Regions from separate parts of the Homo sapiens genome. Here region 2 is linked to region 1. Evidence: read pairs that join two places in POLR2A ChIA-PET (ENCODE). Cell type or tissue: MCF 10A. All regions are shown on one strand. Links, peaks and the distances in the headings refer to the core of each region. The heading gives the core; the rest is flanking DNA. Region 1 overlaps SLC15A5 (solute carrier family 15 member 5). Region 2 overlaps MGST1 (microsomal glutathione S-transferase 1).

The links. Peaks named below come from ENCODE experiments on the same cell type or tissue, not always from the same donor. Only the 100,000 strongest peaks of a DNase experiment are listed, where the experiment ranks them.
Region 2: POLR2A ChIA-PET joins it to region 1 with 7 read pairs; 2 of 35 experiments call an interaction of 5 or more read pairs at or near these places.

What each region holds. Positions count from the first base shown.
Region 1 is chr12:16,235,683-16,241,069 of GRCh38, forward strand. SLC15A5 (solute carrier family 15 member 5) reads right to left here. Exons shown (of 9, transcript NM_001170798.1): 5 at 3,999-4,185. It overlaps LOC101928362 (a long non-coding RNA gene), which reads left to right. Exons shown (of 11, transcript XR_001749028.1): 4 at 807-882. Among named protein-coding and RNA genes, the nearest start is that of SLC15A5, 39 kb to the right of the region's middle. In MCF 10A, for the core only: no CTCF peak of the experiment used is centred there; a DNase peak (open chromatin) is centred at 3,179.
Region 2 is chr12:16,351,058-16,356,442 of GRCh38, forward strand. It overlaps MGST1 (microsomal glutathione S-transferase 1), which reads left to right. Exons shown (of 4, transcript NM_020300.5): 2 at 3,174-3,321. The coding sequence starts at 3,196. Among named protein-coding and RNA genes, the nearest start is that of MGST1, 6.1 kb to the left of the region's middle. In MCF 10A, for the core only: no CTCF peak of the experiment used is centred there; a DNase peak (open chromatin) is centred at 2,794.

The sequences.
Region 1 (5,387 bases), core at 315-5,314:
AGTATTTTACAATGGGTACATACCATGATGTTTCTTGGGAAAATATATCAGTTTGAAAGCTGTATCAAAAAAGAATTTTCCCTGAGATAATTGTACTTGCAATGAAAATAACTGGATCCTTGACTTGGCTTTTAGCTTAGCAACCACTTTGGTTTCAACCACAAAAAGAACTTTATACAACTGCAAGTTATTAGAACTAGTTGAGGTTACTGGTTATGTATACAGGGACCTACACTGACTGTGACTATATCATAAAAGACTTTTAGCTGGAACTTGAATTTTCATGTTTTTATTTTAAAGAAAAAAGGTATTGCAGTTATGTGAATATATTTCATCTACATTTAAATTTAAATGTTATTTAAAAGCCAAGATAATTGCTACCTACTGTGTTGTACACTTCTGCTTTGTGTAAGCCTTAATAACAATCTTAATTAGGCTGATTTTGGTCAGATTAATACTTGTGTGTGTCAGCACTAACTACTGAATGCTCCATACTGCAGGATTTTAATTAATGCTAAGGAAAGGAAATACTCATAGTGTAAACATTTGTGAACTAAAAAAAATATAAAATGAAGTAAACCCAATTATGATAGAAGATAAATTACAATAATATCATTAGTTCTGGATTTGTAGTGAATTAAGGTTGACTTAACCAGATAAATCCACACAAGTGTAATATTAAGAAAATGCAGCCCTTGATAAAACACTCTGAGCCTATGAAGTCTTTGCCTTTCACAGTCTTGGAAGACTTAGAGGTTTTTCTTTTTAATAGTTGGAGACCCTGACATATTTCTTGACCTCCATAGGTGATGAACTCAGGAATGTTGCATCTTGAATCAGAAACACCTTTGTTATTGCATTGTTTATGAGCTAGATAAAAAAGTAAGTTGATTTTTTCTTTATAAATTTCTAGTTTGACCAGCTGGGTAAGATTTCCCCATCTCTCACTCTTGGTCTGGGCTGTGATTTTGCATGTAAAACATTAGGCATTGTCATTGACTTTACCATCTGCCTCCTTAAACATGACAGTCCCTGGAAGGAGAATACGAATACCTGGATGTGGAAGGGCATGTGACAGTATAAGGAGTAACTGCCCATTGTGATGACAAAAGGAGTTTTTCAGGTATTTCATGGCACTAACTGGAAATATCAATAAGGATGCCAAGCTAACATCAATACATTAACTTCTATAATCTAACAGCTACGTTTAGCCGCTAAGCAGAATAGTAATAGTAATAATGATAAAGTTATGCCCTTAAAATTAGAAAACCTGTTCAAATGACACTATCTTTGTGACCCTGATCTATTAAATGATGGTTTATCATGAGATTAAATGTAATATGTGTATGAAGGTTCCTAAATTCAAATTAGGAACTCACAAATATATGTTCATTCATAATTCATATACCTATATACTTCACCCACATTTTCAGGCACTTGAGTTCAAAGTGAAAGGTAACTTTAATATTAGACTAATTCAGTTATGTAAATTAGTATCAAAAAGTACCCCAGGTTGGTACTTTTATGTCCTGATAAAACTTGTTAATCTTTCATAATCATAACCAGAATATGGAAAACTTAAGCAAATATCTAGTTTAAAAGACGCATATCATCGCACTTTTATATTCCCATAGCAAAACGTTATGCAAATAAACGTACAAGTATGCAAATCAATGAATGAATGGAGTGGGGTTCAGAAACAACTGAAATCAGTATTCTGTACCCAGTGGAACGTAGCTTAGTTTCTTTTGAAGTGAGTCTAGTTTTTCCTTTTTCCTGTGCAATAGGTCTTGTTACCAATCTTGAAGGGGAATATTTAATTCATTAACAACATCAAACAATATACTAAATAACTCTGTCTAACTTTTCTAAATCCAGAAAAAAAGTACTCTTCTTTAGGAAGAGATGTGATTTCAAATATGCAGGAGTAGAGAATTGTCCAAAAGAAAGTTGCTTAACTTTAAAGTTAATTTAAGATTTCTTATTCTCAGGAAGAATTTATTTTAGCCATGTTGTATAGAATATTTTTCTAGGGTACCCAAAATTTTAAAATTTGTGGTAATTAAGCATGATTTGGAAGCTCAGATTGGGGTGTTTCATGACACTGTACAAAACTGCTGAGATTTTTGGCATTTCACAATATGATTTTACTCCTATTTTGTCCTGCATGCATTATGTTTCAATCATGGACTTGCTGAAGGTATATACAAACCATGTCTTACTTTTCCTTTTTTATCTTTATTTTACTGCTAATCCTGGACATTCACCAAATATGTGCTGGCTTTTGGATTTCTACATTGGCAGACAGAAAAGCACTTTTTAAGTCTTAAGGATTATCAAAACCTAAAGATTTATAGTTTGCTAAAGCCTATTACAATAAATAAAGATGGGGTTACTGGCTTAAGAAATACATCTCAAAAGGTTATATACTAAAGTCCTCCTCTATAATTGAAGATGATAAAATAAACTAAGGTGAGTTTAGTCACTTTTAGTTCTAACCAAAAATAAACCCACTCCATGATGTGATCTTGAGTGATCTGGTAGATAAAGAACAGGAAACACACACAATGAAATGTAACTTCTGTAAACAGAGAAGCAACAAAAAATACCTGTGACTAGAAGATTCCGCCATAGTCTCCTAAGTCTCTTAATAAGAACAGGTTGGCCGGGCGTGGTGGCTCACACCTGTCATCCCAGCACTTTGGGAGGCCGAGGCGGGCGGATCACGAGGTCAGGAGATTGAGACCATCCTGGCTTACACAGTGAAACCCCGTCTCTACTAAAAATGCAAAAAAAAATTAGCCAGGCGTGGTGGTGGGCACTTGTAGTCCCAGCTACTCGGGAGGCTGAGGCAGGAGAATGGCGTGAACCCGGGAGGAAGAGGTTGTAGTGAGCCGAGATAGCGCCACTGCACTCCAGCCTGGGCGACAGAGCGAGACTCCGTCTCAAAAAAAAAAAAAAAAAATAAGAACAGGTTAACCGAGAGAAGAGAATCTTCTATATGCCTGACCTTGACTATTTCAATAGAATTGTTTCTCAAGTAGAGGATAAGACATTAGGTTACCATTGCATGATATTACTTAAGAATTTCAAACTTCCTTTGCTTTCTGTTTATGCTCACCAAACAATTAAATGTGTCCCCTGCACATAATGACTCATAATAATAGCTAACATTTATAGAGCTTTTGCTATGTGTCTGGACTACGTTCTGGGCACTGATGTCATCCTGAGTGATTTCAAAAGTTTTAGAGAACAAAATGATCCAAAATTTATCTAGGGTATGTCCCTCAATGAAAAAAATAAGCAAACTAAAACAAGGAAGTTTCAGTGGCTTTTTCAAAGTCACCAGGAGCAGTTCAATGTCAGAGTTCTCTGATTCTTAGATTGAAACTTGTTTTACTGTACCCCCACTGTTCTCTTGTTCCCTGATGGTGTCGAAGGAAGACAGGCAGAGGAGAATATGATCAGAATGGACTTCCATCCTTCTCTCCCATTTCAATCAGATAAATTTCATTTTATGTCCTATTGATTATGTTCTGAGAATGATATCCTAAATTGCACTATTTGATAAAGTACTGTATTGAAGCTGTAACTTACAATACTAATCCTTAATCAATTTTGTTACCGATTCAGAAATTAAAATGATCTTTTGGAATTAATTAACTGTTTATTTTTAAGAACCTATTTGACATAGACTTAAGGGGTAAGGACTGCCTGACTTTAAGGATAGGTCATTTGGTAGTGCTGGAAATTTCACCATCTCTTTATATCAGGTGTGTCTTCTGAGGAGACATAAACATAAAAGGATAGGAAGAAGATGGGACACATGTCTGGCTAGAGATTTCGGAAGATGGGTGTTATCAGTCACAAATTCACCTGTTTTCCATATTATCAAAATCTGACACTACTCAGGAGCATATAGCTAGTTCGGATCTTAGCAGAATGTTGTTTTAAAAAAGTTTCAAACGATTCGCATGAAATGGTTAAATTGTACTTACTGATGCATGTTGACAGAAATGATCCAACTCTCTTAGAGGGAAACAGGCAGGTGCTGAAATACTCCAGAAAAGGAGCCAGAATTAGTAATGGTAGGCTGCTGATGGCATTCATTACTGCAATCGGCAGAAGAAATCCATCCAAATTCAGGTTGGAATTCATAGTTTGCAGATAATATCCTGAAGGAATCTGTATTCGAGAGGGAAACATCCATGCATTAAGACAGGGGTTTAACTTTGAAGAAAGCATCGTCCACCAGAGGCCTACCCTCTTGCACGTACTCTGTGATGGATGAGCTGGATGTTGCCTAGTTTTTCAAGTTCCCAGTTATGAGCTGATAAAGGGTCTTCATCTGTGGTGGTAGGAGCTCTGTCTAGTCTATTGACAATAGTACTCATTACTCATGAAATACTCTATCATCATTTAGTCTCTCTTAATTTTTCTATGAAAAGTAATGATGGCCCCAATTTTGTGCTTAAGATGACACATAAAAAGCCAAATAACTTAAATTCTGTAGATAAGCAAAATGACTTTTCTTCATGAACACTAATATAAAACCAGTAAAAAATACTAAAGACGTCTGTTTTTACCCTGATGAAAAAAATGAGGCTAGAATAGATTCTTTAAAAAGCATCTAGTTTGGTGGCAATATAGAAACGACTTTTTCCTAAGAAGAGGGGCCCAATGTGGACACGTGTTAATTGCTGTAGGCTGTCTTTGAGGGGGCTATTTAGAGAGGCTTTGTTTCCAATGTGAACTAAGTAACAGGGGGAGGAAAAAAAAACCTTGTGTCTTTGCCCTCCCTTCAAACTAATTACGTGATGCTAGAATTCCATAAAGGAAACAACATGAAAAAGGTTTGCATGATAAAGTGAAAGATACAATTTTTTTAAAAAAAAACCCTGTGCTCCACCCCAAATCCTCAATGTATTGTTAGAATTTCTTCATTTTAAAAATAACCCCAATGCTAACTAAAACTCTAACACTGATTTGGAGCCTCTTAGTGTATTCCAATCCTCTTGGCAACCGAGTGTGATATCAGAACCAAGGGATGATGTCACATGAAAGAGGTGTCTCTTCACTTTTCTAGTACATGAGCTTTGTTACAGCTTCATCAGCTTCATCATGATCTTTTTTATTTTTATTTTTTTTGAGACAGAGTCTCGCTCTGTCACCCAGGCTGGAGTGCAGTGGTGTGATCTCGGCTCACGGCAAGCTCCACCTCCCAGGTTCACGCCATTCTCCTGCCTCAGCCTTCCGAGTAGCTGAGACTACAGGCGCCCGCCACCACGCCTGGCTAATTTTTCTGTATTTTTAGTAGAGATGAGGTTTCACCGTGTTAGTCAGGATGGTCTCGATCTCCTGACCTCGTGATCTGCCTGCCTCAGCCT
Region 2 (5,385 bases), core at 386-5,385, 120 kb after region 1:
GGACTTTTGTTCCATCAATACATAAATTTCATTCTGGGAACATTAGTAGAGGCCTATAGAGAATGTTTTAGTTTTAAAATTATTGTTAAGTAGCAACTTTCTATTTGATAAACTTACCTTAATTTTAAAAAACTTCACACGCTTGCTGTATTTCTTCACATCTTTGTACAGAGGCCTGGGACTTAGGGATCCTTTCTTAAGCTAATTACTTTACCTACACTCTGAAGGATAGTGCAGTTTATTCATGACTTTCACCCCTTCAATACTAGAACAAGCAGACACATTAAATGTTACCAAAAATATTATATTGCACTGAGAGCTAATCTAACATACTGTGCTTTCAAGACTAGAGACTTATGGAGGTTGATTAATTTGCTATCTAGGGGATTTTTTAAAAACCTTGCGCATGTAGTTTCTGTTTGCCTAAATCCAAGCTGTATATTTTTAGCCTAAGAAAACAAAAATAGGGGGGCCAGGCATGGTGGCTCATGCCTGTAATCCTAGCAGTTTGGGAGGCTGAGGCGGGTGGATCACCTGAGGTCAGGAGTTTAAGACCAGCCTGACAAATATGGTGAAACCCCGTCTTTACTAAAAATACAAAAATTAGCCAGGTGTGGTGGCGGGCACCTGTAATCCCAGCTACTCGGGAGGCTGAGGCAGGAGAATGGCTTGAACCCAGGAGGCAGAGGTTGCAGTGAGCCAAGATTGCACCACTGCACTGCAGCCTGGGCGACAGAGTGAGACTCCATCTCAAAAAAAGAAAAGAAAAGGAAACAAAAATAGGGGTTACTTAGGTAGCTTTGATTTCTTTATCTGCAAAATGGGAATTTTAATACCTCACCACATAACTGGAAAAAGAAAGAAGATGACAGATATAAGGGGTGCCTACTTGTGCCAGCCACAGAGTAGGCATTCACTTAATGTCAATTGAATTAGAATTAAGCAGAATTAAAGAGTTGAGAGCAGAATTAATCAAGCCTCTTGAAAGAGAGAGTATAGTGTAGTAACCGTATGGGGTGTTCGTGTCCCAGCTTGGCAGCTTAACAACTCTAATTCCCTTTTTCTTCTTTTGTGAAATGGGTATAGTTATGACAATTGTAATAGATTAACAAAGGTGATGAAAGTAGTGTACATAATGTACATAGTATAGTTGAACACATAGCAAGCTCTAATAAAGCTAAGTATATATGTATGTGGTTTTTAATCACATTCACCAGCAACACAAAGATGGCTATATGACCAATAAAGATACATATAAATGTATAGATTACTGGTAAGATGGATAGAAAGATTGCAGCTGATAGGTGTCAGGCTAATAAGGACACAATGCAGGGGTTGAGCTTTAAAGGCAGGAATGAACATCATCTAGAAGAGACAGTACTACATGCCAAGCAGGATAAATAGCCTCTAAGCTTGGGTCTGAGAAAAGTTGTGTGTGTTCTGTGGAAGAGAGAGAAGTAGATAGCAGGGCTGATAAAAGAACAAGAGGAGGTTACAAAGAATAATGGCAGAGGACTGGAAATGTACATTTTAAGCTTTACCCTAAGTTCCTACCTGTTTTGACTTCAGTATCACCAGTGTGTCTTGGCCTTCCTCTTCAGCACATTCCCAATTATACTTCCAATTCCAGACACAGATAACTACATTCCTCTACTCAACGGCTTTTAGTTGAATGTAACTTTGGAATGTGAAATGACTCAAGGATCATGTAAAGCTAATTCTCCTTCCCTATTACACCCATGAAAGTACCATATATGGTAATTCCTTACCTTGCATTTGCAAGCCTGTTTTTTGATGTTTCCATTATCCTGCTTCTCCTTCTTTACCTGTCTTCGAATTGATGATGATGGTGATCATGATGACAATTGTGATAAGGATATTATAAATTTATTGAGGGTTTTTCTTGGGCCAGTCCATATTTTATCTCCATTACATTAGACAATAACCCATTAAGTTAGAAGCTATTACTATTTCAATTTTTTTTTTTGGAGGGGGAGACAGAGTCTCACTCTGTCACCCAGGCTAGAGTGCAGTGGTGCCATCTTGGCTCACTGCAAGCTCTGCCTCCTGGGTTCATGCTATTCTCCTGCTTCAGCCTCCCAAGCAGCCGGGACTACAGGCGCCTGCCACCACACCCGGCTAATTTTTTGTATTTTTAGTAGAGACGGGGTTTCACTGTGTCAGCCAGGATGGACTTGATCTCTCGACCTCGTGATCCACCCGCCTCGGCCTCCCAAAGTGCTGGGACTACAGGCGTGAGCCACCACACCAGGCCTACTGTTTCGATTTTAAGAATGAAGAAATTTAGTCTCAGAGACTGAATCCCTCAAGCAAGGTTAACAGCTAAATCGTGGGACTGGAATTCAAGTCCTAAAGCCTACAGTTTTGAATACTACTGAAATGACAAGTTGTAAGTTGGGTCTCCAAAGCAGGATACATAAGAACTGAGGCCTTCCTAAGTTCAGTGCTGCTGCTAGGTACATAGCTTGATGTTTCCAAAGAGATCAGTCTATGACCTCTGGTCTTTTGCTTTCAACCTACTTATAGTTAATCTCAGTGCTAGTATGTGATGTTAGTCTATGTTTAGGGCATTTTTGCTATTTATTTTTGCTTATACTGCACCCTTTTTTTTCAAGTAGTACTTGCTTGATGTCTTCAAGCTAAATAATATAGAACTAGATAAAATATAATATTGCATACTTTTTTTTTTTTTTTTTTTTGAGATAGAGTCTCTCTCTGTCGCCCAGGCTACAGTGCAGTGGCGCAATCTTGGCTCATTGCAACCTCCGCCTCCCGGATTTAAGCAATTCTCCTGCCTCAGTCTCACGAGTAGCTGGGATTGCAGGCACACGCCACTGCGTCTGGCTAATTTTTGTATTTTTAGTAGAGATGGGGTTTCACCATGTTGGGCTGGCTGGTCTCAAACTCCCGATCTCAAGTGATCCACCAGCCTCGGCCTCCCAAAGTGCTGGGATTAACAGGTATAAGCCACTGCGTTCAGCCCCTATTTACTTTGACATTTTAAAAACTAAACAATCATTTCTTCTGCAAATAGTCCAAGATATTTTTAAGAACAGTATAATTAATGCTGCAATATAAGAACATCAAATGATCTTCCAGTTATTTTGGGTATTTATGTCTGCTTTTTCCCATTTTATTTAAATCTTTTTAAGATTCCAGACCAAAATTGAAAAAATGGTTGACCTCACCCAGGTAATGGATGATGAAGTATTCATGGCTTTTGCATCCTATGCAACAATTATTCTTTCAAAAATGATGCTTATGAGTACTGCAACTGCATTCTATAGATTGACAAGAAAGGTAAGAAATTTGGAGGTAATATTTTCTTACTTTTAAGAGTTGGAATTCTGGAGAGCAGTTTTCTTAATTTTCTTTTTTTATTTTTGGTAAAGCCCAATAGCACACTGTTTTATGCTGTAAGTGAAGTATGCCATCGTTTGGCACAGATGGATCTGATGTATTTATGGAACAGTTGCTTTCTCCTAGAAACTAGTAAATGGTTTTTTCATTATGGCTTTTACCTTTTTATCATTCTGCTAAGCAGATGAGATATTCTGGAATATCAAAGTTTTCACGGAAACTTTCTTTCATTTTGGAATTAATTTTGCCAATGAGGGTTTAGAAAACAATCATTTTCTAGACAGTTAACTGGTATTTTCAGCTCTAGTGCAGGTCAAGGGTATGATTTTGGTTAAAAAAAAATAGAAAAAAAAAGAAGAAAGAAAAAGAAGAAAAAGGCTGAGAATTAAAGTCTTACTTTCAAAGTGAGCCTCATATATGAGCCTTTTGAATTTTGTGTACTTCTGACTTTTTAAGTGGATACTATTTCTACCCAGCATTATAAGAATGACTTTTTTTTTTTTAAGTGCAGATGTGGGGAGGGTGGTAGACAGATTCTGAAGCACATATTATGTATTCAAGCAGGGTTTATACGTGCTTGAAGCGCGTAGAGCGAGGTTCCCTTTACAAAATTAAAATATTTTCACGGGGGTAGTCCCTGTGCTCATTCAGCAACTTCTTCCTGGAGACCATCTGTTTCTCTCTTAGGACCTGTCCTGAGTTTTGTCCTCTAGAGCCTTGATTTTATCTATAGGTCACAGTCTTCCCTAAGGTGTTTCCTTGTTACTTTTTTTTTTTTTTTTTTTTGTGAGATGGAGTCTCACTCTGTTGCCCAGGCTGGAGTGCAGTGGCAGGATCTCGGCTCACTGCAACCTCTGCCTCCTGGGTTCAAGTGCTTCTCATGCCTCAGCGTCCCAAGTAGCTGAGATTATAGGCACGCACCACCAGGCCCAGTTGATTTTTGTGTTTTTAGTAGAGATGGGGTTTTGCCATGTTGGCCAGGCTGGTCTCAAACTCCTGACCTCAGGTGATCCACCCACCTTGGCCTCCCAAAGTGCTGGGATTACAGGCGTGGGCCTGGCCTACTATTTTGAGGTATAATGGAAGGATGTTTGCATTTTAATGGAGGGAACACCTCTCATGCACTGATGTGTTGCAGCATCAGGGCAACAAAGTGGCTGTCTGCTTCCAGGTCCACACTGACTTCTAGACACAGAATGTCACCAAGGAAATGTACCCTGTCTTAAAAGAAAAGATGAAGGGAATTCAAATTTGGAGAGTGCCGGGAGCCACACGCTTTTTATGTGTGCTTGGTCATGCAGTCATTTTACACACTTGTTAGCATTGTCAGGTGAAATGAGGATTCATCTTTCCATTTTATATAGAGGGGGCAGTTAGAGGTTAAGTAGCTGTCTGAGTCCCTTTGGGCTGCTCTTACAAAATGCCATAGACTGGGTGGCTTAAGCAACAAACATTTGTCTCACAGTTCTGGAGTCTGGTAAGTCTAAAATCAAGATGCCAGCAGATCTGGTGTTCAGTGAGGGCCCAGTTCCTGACTTGCAGATGGCCATCTTCTCATTGTATCCTCACATTGGCAGAGCACAGAGAGAGAGAGAGAGAAGGAAGCAAACTCTCTCCTTTCTCTTCTTATAAAGACTTTAATCTCATTCATGAGGACTCCACTCTCTTCACCTAATTACCTCCCAAAGGCCTCATATCCCAGATACTATCACATCGAAGATTAGGCTTTAACATACAAGTTTTAGGGGGCCACAAACATTCAGTCCTTAGCAATAGCTTATCCAAGGTTACATACAAATAAAGAGTGAAACTGAGATTCAAACTGAAATTGCATTAAACCCAATCTAATGCCCTTTCCATTGTAATACATTTATTTCTTTATTCAACATATATTTATTGTACATCTAGTGTGTGCCAGGCACTTATTTAGGGGAGCACTACGATGAACAAGACAGACAGGCCTGACCTTAGGAACTTTATCTGGAATATTTATTCCAGATAAAG